Regions from separate parts of the Homo sapiens genome. Here region 2 is linked to region 1. A link is an interaction called in ENCODE POLR2A ChIA-PET data of the cell type or tissue named here. Cell type or tissue: CD4-positive, alpha-beta T cell. All regions are shown on one strand. Each heading gives the region's core, and the rest is flanking DNA. Links, peaks and the distances in the headings are about the cores only.

What was found. Peaks named below come from ENCODE experiments on the same cell type or tissue, not always from the same donor. Only the 100,000 strongest peaks of a DNase experiment are listed, where the experiment ranks them.
Region 2: POLR2A ChIA-PET joins it to region 1 with 5 read pairs; 1 of 35 experiments calls an interaction of 5 or more read pairs at or near these places.

What each region holds. Positions count from the first base shown.
Region 1 is chr1:15,527,026-15,532,130 of GRCh38, reverse strand. It overlaps DNAJC16 (DnaJ heat shock protein family (Hsp40) member C16), which reads right to left. Exons shown (of 15, transcript NM_015291.4): 2 at 2,859-3,043. The coding sequence starts at 3,025. Among named protein-coding and RNA genes, the nearest start is that of DNAJC16, 2.7 kb to the right of the region's middle. RefSeq lists silencers at 4,819-4,918, 4,843-5,105. In CD4-positive, alpha-beta T cell, for the core only: no CTCF peak of the experiment used is centred there; no DNase peak of the experiment used is centred there; H3K4me3 peaks cover 792 bases; H3K27ac peaks cover 496 bases.
Region 2 is chr1:16,904,211-16,908,699 of GRCh38, reverse strand. No RefSeq gene overlaps it. Among named protein-coding and RNA genes, the nearest start is that of RNU1-2, 10 kb to the right of the region's middle. RefSeq lists a silencer at 3,092-3,386 and enhancers at 3,127-3,766, 3,923-3,972, 4,073-4,122, 3,767-4,406. In CD4-positive, alpha-beta T cell, for the core only: no CTCF peak of the experiment used is centred there; DNase peaks (open chromatin) are centred at 2,509, 3,769 and 4,482; H3K4me3 peaks cover 1,120 bases; H3K27ac peaks cover 1,908 bases.

The DNA.
Region 1 (5,105 bases), core at 1,100-5,099:
AGTTATTTCTTTTGCTAATGTGGATAACAAACAAAAAGTACCTACGATAAAACTTAATTATTGGGAGAAAAACATAGTTTTCCTAAGGGAAAAAGTAAAGTCAAATGGTTTCACCAAGCAAAGTAAAATTCTTAAGCAGTCTAAGAAACACTTAGTAAAATGTATCAGAGGAAGGCTCCAGATCCAACTCAACAAGTAACCACTTCCCCCTGCTATAGCTCATTCTGAAAAGTCAAACTGGGAAACACTGCTATTTTCAGTGTATATCAAGCCATTAGTAAGCAAAACTTAAACTATTCCAAGTGACAAAGCATTGTCATAGCCAAAACCGCAGAAAATAATAGTAGAGCAAAATTAAAAACGTAAAGTAAAATTTTAGACTTTTACTGGATGACACACTCAATACACTTCTATGGTGATGAATTATTCCTAGAGAGAATCTAATTAAAAAAGAGAAGAATATGACTCATTTAATTAATATCATAACACCCTTTTCAGCTCTGGAAGACAGAAAAGTCAAAGCTATACATTTTAATAGGTCCCACATACTCAAGCTGTCACTTGTGTTCTTAAAATATTGTCAAAGGCTATGCCTTGTCCAAAAGAATGTTGTTACCTTATGAATTTGCTGCAGATTTATATATCCTGCTTTAAACATAAAGAGGCAAGAGTCTGAAATGATGTAGAACATAACCTTGGTATAAAGAGTCCCTGGAAGGAGGTCATGTATAATTAGAGATTGCTTCTTTGGCATCCAATTCTGGATTTCTCATGGAATATGGTCTAAAACATTTATTTTAAAAATATATTTTCAATGATCTTTACCTTTATTTCAACCAGTTTAATGCTAAAATATACCTGTTCACTGAAGCAGAACAGTGTCAGGCGCAGTCACGCATGCAGTCTGTACCATGCATCACCTCAATGTGGCAGTTTTGCTTCTGGATAACTTCCTACTCGCATTCAGCTCCTCCCCAGCCAACCATTAGCCCACTCACCCTTACTCATGCCTAGATGTGTAAATGATTAAAAAACAATAAAGCAATGGACTACTGATGCAGAGGGTCAAACTACGGAACCCAGAGGTACCACAGATTTACCAACTCTAAGCCTCCATCTTCTCATCTATAAAACAGAGACACTGGCCGAGCATGGTAGCTCACGTCTGTAATCCCAGCACTTTGGGAGGCCGAGGTGGACGGATCACTTGAGGTCAGGAGTCTGAGACCAGCCTGGCCAATATGGCAAAACCCCGTCTCTACTAGAAATACAACAATTAGCTGGGTGTGGTGGTGCACGCCTGTAGTCCCAGCTACTTGGGAGGCTGAGTCAGGAGAATCCCTTGAACCCAGGAAGCGGAGGTTACAGTGAGCCAAGATTGTGCCACTGCATTCCAGCCTGCGTGACAGAGCGAGACTCCGTCTCAAAAAAAAAAGAGATACTGATATCCTCCTTCATAGGCTCATTATAAGGTTTAAATGAGATAAAAAGTATAGAACCAGGAGATTAGCATGTAGTAGGTGCTCAGTGATGGTACCTGTCCCAAACTTTCTTCCATTCCTCATGGTTGGTACAGCCAGCTTGGAGTCACCTCTGTCCTTTCCTCCTTCTGCTGCTCCCCCTCCATCTATATAATCCAACACTTCTGCTTCTTTGGCATGGCCAAGGCATTGGTGGAAGAAACTGATGATATTTGTCCAAAGTTTTAGATTTATTGCTACCCTGCTAATTGCTATCCTGATAACTACAGGCAAAATTACAATTTTCTGTAAGTTTTTTTTTTTGAGACGGGTCTCACTCTGTTGCCCAGGCTGGAGTGCAGTGGTGTGATTATAGCTCACTTCAGCCTCAAACTTCTGGGCTTTTTTTTTTTTTCCATAGTGATGAGGTGTCACTATGTTGCCCAGGCTGGTCTCAAACTCCTGGGCTCAAACGATCCTCCCACCTCAGCCTCCCAAAGTGCTGGGATTACAAACATGAGCCACCATGCCAGGCCAATTTTTTTTTTTGAGTAATATATAGTCAGCCCTCTATATCTGTTGGTTTCACATCCATGGATTCCACCAACCAAAATATAATATTTTCTATTTTGAAATATTCAAAAATATTTTTAAAAAATTGCATTGTACTGAACATGTACAGACTTTTTTCTTGTCATTATTCCTTAAACAATAACAGTATAACAACCATTTGCACAGCAGTTACATTGTATTAGGTATTATAAGTAAGCTAGAGATGATTTAAAGTATATGAGAGGACGTGCATAGATTATATGCAAATACTATGCTATTTTATATAGGGACTTGAGCATCCAATGACTTTGGTATTTCTGGGGATCCTGGAACCAAGACCTCATGGATATCAAGAGACAACTATCCTTGGTTTCTGAATTTTTTTTTTTGGAGGCAAAAGGCTATTACTCTTAACTTTTTTTCAAAGTGTAGAAATTAATAATTTAGAGAATAGGGTTGTATAGTGTTCCTGTTTAGCAATTACACTCATAAAGTTACTTTATGAATAATGTATCATGGGAAGGGTAGCATATCCATTATTGACTATATATACATTTTTTTAAAATTAAAACTTGTTACTTTAACATTAAATATGCTAACAGTATCTAAGGCAATTCTTTAAGCCAAAGTATTCCTAAAAGGGAGTTTCAGAGTAAACATAGGCTTTGGATCTTATCGCTAACAATTATAGAACATGAACATTAGCTCTCCTGCGTAAAATATTTTAGACAGATATATATATTGAACATAGAAACAGAGACAAATAAAAGCTAGTCATAATTTAGACTTCATCCCTGCTAAGACTGTTTAGCTTATGTTAAACCTCTATTTCTTTGTTTCACCTACCATTCCCGGGCGAGCTTCTTATAAGCCTTTTTAATATCAGCCTGACTGGCTGTTCGGCTGACCCCTAGGACTCTGTATGGGTCAAAATCCAACGCAGACAGAATTTGCAGGATCAGAACCAGAACTATCAAGAACTGCCAGGAAATGCTCAACTTTCTCACTTCCATTTCTCTTCCTTTCCAGAGCTGAAATGATTGAAGAGGCAATGAGTTTCAGTGGCAGAAACCTGGACAGTCTTGCTTTTTAGGTAAAGGTATAAGATATATAGATGAAAAACAAAACCAACAAAAGGTATTTTGCAGGAAAAGTGTCAAGCTGTTGAACTGTATCTTAAAATAAAAATCTCGCTACTGCTTTTGAATATCACAAATGAGAACTATTACAGATGAAAAGATGAGTAATAAGAATAGCAACTCTCCAGAACACTTTGACTAGAAAAGCTTTAGAAATGAATGAAAATGAATGGGATGCAGAAATAATACATAAATGAGAGAAAACCTAAATAGGATAATCAGGACGACTACCTCTCAAATACATGATTTCATTTATTCTGATAAGAATAAATAAAATAAATGGTTTAAGAATACTTCATTGAGTACATGTTAAACAAACTCATGAAACTGTAAGATTTACCATGTACAAAACTACAAAATGAGATAGTTGTGGCATTCTTGGGCATTAAATAAGTACAAACATGGACGTGAAACACTCTCAAAAAACTGTGTAGTTAAGACGCAGTATGCCTCAATTCTATTCTTTCTCACCACACCATTCAAACAAGAAAATGAGAAGCTGCTCTTTAATCATTAGTAATATGGTGTTTTTTTGTTTTTTTTTTTTGAGACGGAGTTTCACTCGTTGCCCAGGCTGGAGTGCAATGATGGGATCTCAGCTCACTGCAACCTCCCCCTCCCAGGTTCAAGCAAGTCTCCTGTCTCAGCCTCCCCAGTAGCTGGGATTACAGGCATGCGCCACCCTGCCTAGCTAATTTTTTGTATTTTTAGTAGAGACAGGGTTTCACCATGTTGGCCAGGCTGGTTTTGAACTCCTGACCTCAGGTGATCCACCCGCCTCGGCCTCCCAAAGTGTTGGGATTACAGGCGTGAGCCATCGCGCCGGCCAATATGGTCATTATTAATGGAAACCTCAGATGAGAAAAAGCGGCAAGAAAAAATTTAGTTTTACATGTGAAGAAGAATTAACGGCAAAGACCAAATAGCAGGCGTGGTCTTTAAAAGTTTCAAGCTCCATCTCTGGTGAGTACAGTGACTTAATTCATTGTGAATTTTGGAAATAATCCTGGCTGGTTAATGAACAGGGTAGTGCTGGAACTGCAGATATTTATACTCCACAATTATGATTGCTGTTATACCCTACAATGTTTTTTTTCAAGGAACACATTTATCTTGATTTCTCACAAGTTAATACAGTTTTAAGGTTCAAGTGTCTTCTGTGACACCTTACTGAAGAAGGGCAAAGCTATAACAGTGGTGGATTTCCGTAAGTGCAAGTTTAATGCCGCCTGGGAGTCCTCACAAAATTGACTAATCTGATGACCAACGTTTAAAATTGCATACGTGCTGAATAAAATCCTAAAACAAACCAGTTTCTTCTTTGTTAAGGCAACCTATTATATCCTAGAAAACACGTGAAGGCAATGTAGCTACTGGTTAAGCATATGGGTTGAAGACTAGGATCTATTCTCCACTACTTTATTACCTTGGGCAAATTATTTAAACTTACTAAGCATCAGCGTCCTTATTCATAAAATGGGAATGAATACTACCACCTTGAAGGATCATCATGTGGGGACTAAATGCATGTAAAGGGTTTACTGAGCCCAGAGTCAACAGTCAACAAATGGTCGTTAGTGCTATTATTTCTACCATGCAGTACGATCGCTGCCTTATTTAACCATGTCAGTTCCTTCCAGCTAGAGGGCCGAAGTGGCGGTGGTCTGGGAAGTTCTTTAGCTGACATGCGAGATAGACGGCGCCGACCTCGGAGCAGCAAACACCTGCCCAACAGGTAGGCTGCCAGCTCTCTGGGCAGCATATCCAGGACCAGGAAGAAGCTCCCAGAGACAAGCTCCAGGTCTAAGCCCCGCCTCGCGCTCCTGCCGGAGGTCGCAACCCTGCAGGAGACAGCCCCCTCCCCCGCCGCCCTCCGAGAGCCCAGGGCCCGGCCCTGTTGGCTCCCGGCTCCCCCCGGGGCCAGCAGTGACTGGAAACGAGAAGGAACTGAGGG
Region 2 (4,489 bases), core at 490-4,489, 1.4 Mb before region 1:
TGGAATCCATAGAAAGCCAGGGAGAGACAATCAAGTGCTACAGGATCAAGTGCTAAACAGGGGAGGACAAAGCATGGCTTCCTAACTAGGAGTCAGGGCAAAGTTACCTGCTTTGGTTTCCAATGGAGACCGGAACTCGGTTCACCTGCAACAGGAGGACGCGGCCCAGAGGAGGCGGACTTTCTCTTCATGGTGCCTTCAGATAGGAAATCTCCTAGGATTTCTTTCTTTCCCTTTGATCTACTTCCAACGCTCCCTTTCTGTTTCTTCAGATGTTTTTTGGATCCCTAATGCGCAGGACCTAAGGGGCTGGTGCCTTTCCCTACCCTCCCTGCCTGGGTGTCTTCAGCACCCAAGCTCACCCAGAACATTACTGCCTGCCAGAGACAGTGAGGGGACCAAGGAGAGTGGCAGGTGCAGTGGGAACCACAGAGTCACCGTGTACCTGTGCTTTGTAGGCTCCTAGCAAATTGAATAAACGCCCCCTGAAGCTTCTCTGCAGGTCACAGGGAAGGGGAGGGTTGTTGCCCACCCAGTGGGAGAAGCGTCAAAAAGCATCAGGAGTATCTGGCCCTACCCCTGTGCCTGGAAGACAGACCTGGCTAGGCTGATTTTAATGGTTAGGCCCAAGGAAAAGGCCCAAGGGCGGCCCAAACCCCGACCCTGAGATTAAGGCTTTCAAATGTCTGATCGTTTTGATGTTGGTCAGTAGAATCCATCCCACCTTTATCAGGAGACTCCTTTGCCAAAATTCAGAGATCTGGGATTCCTGCTGGTTGCCACAGAGAAAGCCAATCACCGAGATGATTATTGCCAAGGAAGGCGCTTTAATAGGGTGCTGCAGTGGGGGAGATGAGAACTCAGTCTCAAATCCATCTCCCTGACCAACAAAACCAGAGGTTTATATGGCAGGGAAGAAATGTAACAATGTGTAAGAAAACAGGAACTAGGGAGGAGCAAGGAAGCAATCATGATGAATGAGGGGTCCCAGCATCTCATTGTCTGGATGAATTTCAGTTCTTTGATGGCTTTTTTGAGAGGCCTGAAGGTTGTTTCCTGAGGAAGGAACTCAGACGAAACAAATATTAAGTTTCAAGCTTTAAGACCAGCAGGGTCAATTTCTAGGTTTATCCAAAAAAGCTACATATGGGACTACTGGGTGGTTTTCAGACCAAGAAAGAAAAAGACTGTGCAGACCAAAGTCTGCAGTTAACCAAAGAAAAAACATAATTTTCTGACCAATAGGATGTATGGGGCCAGAGAATGACCAGCCTATAGAAGAACTGTTTTTTGTCCTGAGCATAGGGGAAGGATGAAGTTGCACCAACTAAGGTGGAATTAAGCTGCAGATGGGGAAAAATCTGGATTTTGGTTCAGAGCCCTGGGGTCTTCCTCAAAAGTCTCTTTCCTTGAAAGAGGAACCCTGTCTCGGTTTCTGCATCTCTCTGAGTCCTTTTGGAGGTTGAGGATGCTGAGGTCTTGGTGCTTGGCCCCCTCTAACCCTGAGTACTTCCCCTCCTGTGGGGTAACCTGGCCCAGTACCCAGGCCCCAGCTCTGGCGACCATTTCCCCCTACTTTGCTCCTAGCAAAGGCCATTTCTAGGTCAGTCGTGAGGTACAGGCAGAACGGGCAACTTCTTCTGAGATTTTTGGCCCTGGAAGGCCTTGAGCCCTGTGGTCCTGCAGAACTGCTGTCTCCCTCTTTTGGAGAAAGCAGGGAGGAAATGACCTGTGTGGGGGGAATTGTGAGCTGCACCTGCACAGAGGAGCTGAGGCAAGCAGGGCAGTTCTGGTCTGTCAATGTAAAGGACATTTATCATTCAAGAGGTTGGGCTGTTATTATTAATTTTGAATTTTGTCAATACAAACTGAAGGGAAATTTGTCTTCTTACTTGTAGGAACCTCACAAGACCACCCATCTTATATTCCAGGGAGAATTGCTGCGTATTACACAAACTCATAGGTGAGACTGCCGTTCTGACCTGCAGGCCTGGATGCCCTGCACAGGGGCACAGAGCACTGGCAAAGCCCTTCCCATACAAACAGCAAGCATGTTATGTCTACAACCCAACGGCACCAGTTCCAAGTACAATTTCTACTTGGCTGTATGAGCTGAGTACACGTTCCCCCCAGCACAGAAATCCTGCAAACTCCCATGAATGCTATAGTGAAAAGCAGGGGCTGGCCAGGTGTGATGGATCACACCTGTAATCCCAGGACTTTAGAAGGCCAAGGCAGGGCGGATTATTTGAGTCCAGGAGTTGGAGACCAACCTGGGCAACATGGTGAAACTTCAACTCTTAAAAAACAAAACAACCACCACCACAACAAAACCAAGAACAGAAATTAGCTGGCTGTGGTGACTCGTGCCTCTGCTACTCCAGAGGCTGAGGTGGGAGGATCGCTTAAACCAAGATGCTACCAGATAGAGTGAGACTCTGTCTCGGGGAAAAAGACAAACAAAATAAGTCTGTGTAAGAGGTGACTCTGGGGACAGTGGAAAAACACTAAGGTTTTCAAGTGGTGGTAAAAGCCAGTAGGCCTTGGGGACCATTGAGCAGTCTACAAAGCAGGGAAGCCTAGATCCCTGAGCTCCGCCTGCCAAGTACCACCACAGCTAACATGAGAGACCTCTGCCACAGAGACTGAAATTTGCCTCCCAAGGAAACAAGTGACTACAGACATCTGTCCCAGGACAGTAAACAAGGTCTCACAAAAACAAAAACAGCTGACCACACCATAAAATCACTGAGACCGAGCCTGCGACTATAGGCGAAAAAAAAAAGGCTATTATTCATACCGTGAAAGACCAGGGGAAAGTGCAGACACAGTCCCCTACTACTGTTGTGGGAATCAGGAGAACAGAGAGACCAATGGGTGGAACAGGAGGATTTTATTGAGTGCCCTCAGGCCCAGAGGATTAAAATCCAAAGGCTGAGCCCCGAACAAAGACAGGGTTTGACTTTTATACACACTTCAAAAAGGGGGTTGGCTAGTTTGAATGGCATGGTGGGACTATGATGGCACCAAACTCGCGGGGCAGGCAAGAGGGCTTACAGAAGCAGAACAAAGGCAGCTAGTCAAACTGTGACAGGTCTCACGAGGCAAGAATAGCTGGTGACCTTGCAGCTGCACTGAAGGGAAATCAAGAACTTAACAAAACTTGAATAGTGAGAAATGGTAAAGGGAAAAGAGAAGGTAATAAAAGCATTTGCTGTTTCTTGCTCTTATCCTTCCTAGGGATAACAGACTGTTAAGAGAGTCTCCAGAACTCATTTCTCAGCGATGTGGTTTTTCAGAAACTATCTGTTCCTGACCTTGCAGCCAAGCAAGTACAGGAAAATACTTTTTCTTTTTAATTTCTACCTTATTACTACAAGTTACAAAACAGAGGTTTCCACGTTTGGAAAAATAAGAGACAACAACATAGCCATAGAATGCATAGCCCTCAGCCTTACAGTAAACCACTTTGATAACCATAACATGTGCTCTACATACCACACATGTGAACTTCCGCCCCGCCACAGCTCCATACGCCTCACCCTTTACACGCACGGTCACTTGCCCCGAGCACCACCCCAGCCAATCCCCAATCACCCTGAGCCCTCCTAGCCCTAACGCACAGCTAGGACGCTCACGTCCAGCCAGCGGTCCCGGACTTGCTCCTACAGCACGGGAAATCCTTCATGGCGAAGCAGCAGCCCCTGCGCTGCCTCATCTACATAGAAACGCCCTATCGGTGATGTCACCAACAGTGCCTTTCCCAGTCCCCTTCTGTTCTTCCGCCCCACCCTCCTCCACTCAGCCCACCAACCCGGTGCCGCAGCCGGCGGGGGAAGTGACGTCCGCCTGTCCCTCCTTTCTGTCTCGCCCTTGTCTTTTGGGGAGGTGCGCCGAGACCCTGCATCTAGTCTCCCCCGAAGAAGTGATTACTTAACCTGTGTCCTGCGGAGGACCCTTCTGGCGGGCAGCTGGAAGCCTGTGCACCCGTCTTCAAATAATGGCTTTTAATAGCAGACTGGAACGTTTCGGATTACAAAGCAAACCGGACCCTTTCAAACCTGGTTATCTTTGTGAAGTAGCATTCCACTTAAAATTGGGAGCCCTTTAATAACAGAGAGAAATCATGTCTATGAAACTAGAGAAGCTGCTCAGATAACTGCAAACCAGCCATCCTTACTGGTTTTACGAGTAGTAGTGTTATAAAGAAAGTTGTCCAGTTTTATGAGTCTTGTAGGTTTGTTTTTTTGTTTTTCAAATACAGTAGTGTACAAAAAGGAAGCAGAATGTGGTTGCTGTCTCAATGTAATGCCTCGCTGGGCCTGAGAATTTGAAAATAAAAAAGTTCTCTTCTTTCCCCATTCTCCCTTTAGATGAAAAGTCTTTCTTGGCCGGGCGCGGTGGCTGACGCTTGTAAGCCCAGCACTTTGGGAGGCTGAGGCGGGCCGATCACGAGGTCAGGAGATCGAGACCACGGTGAAACCCCGTC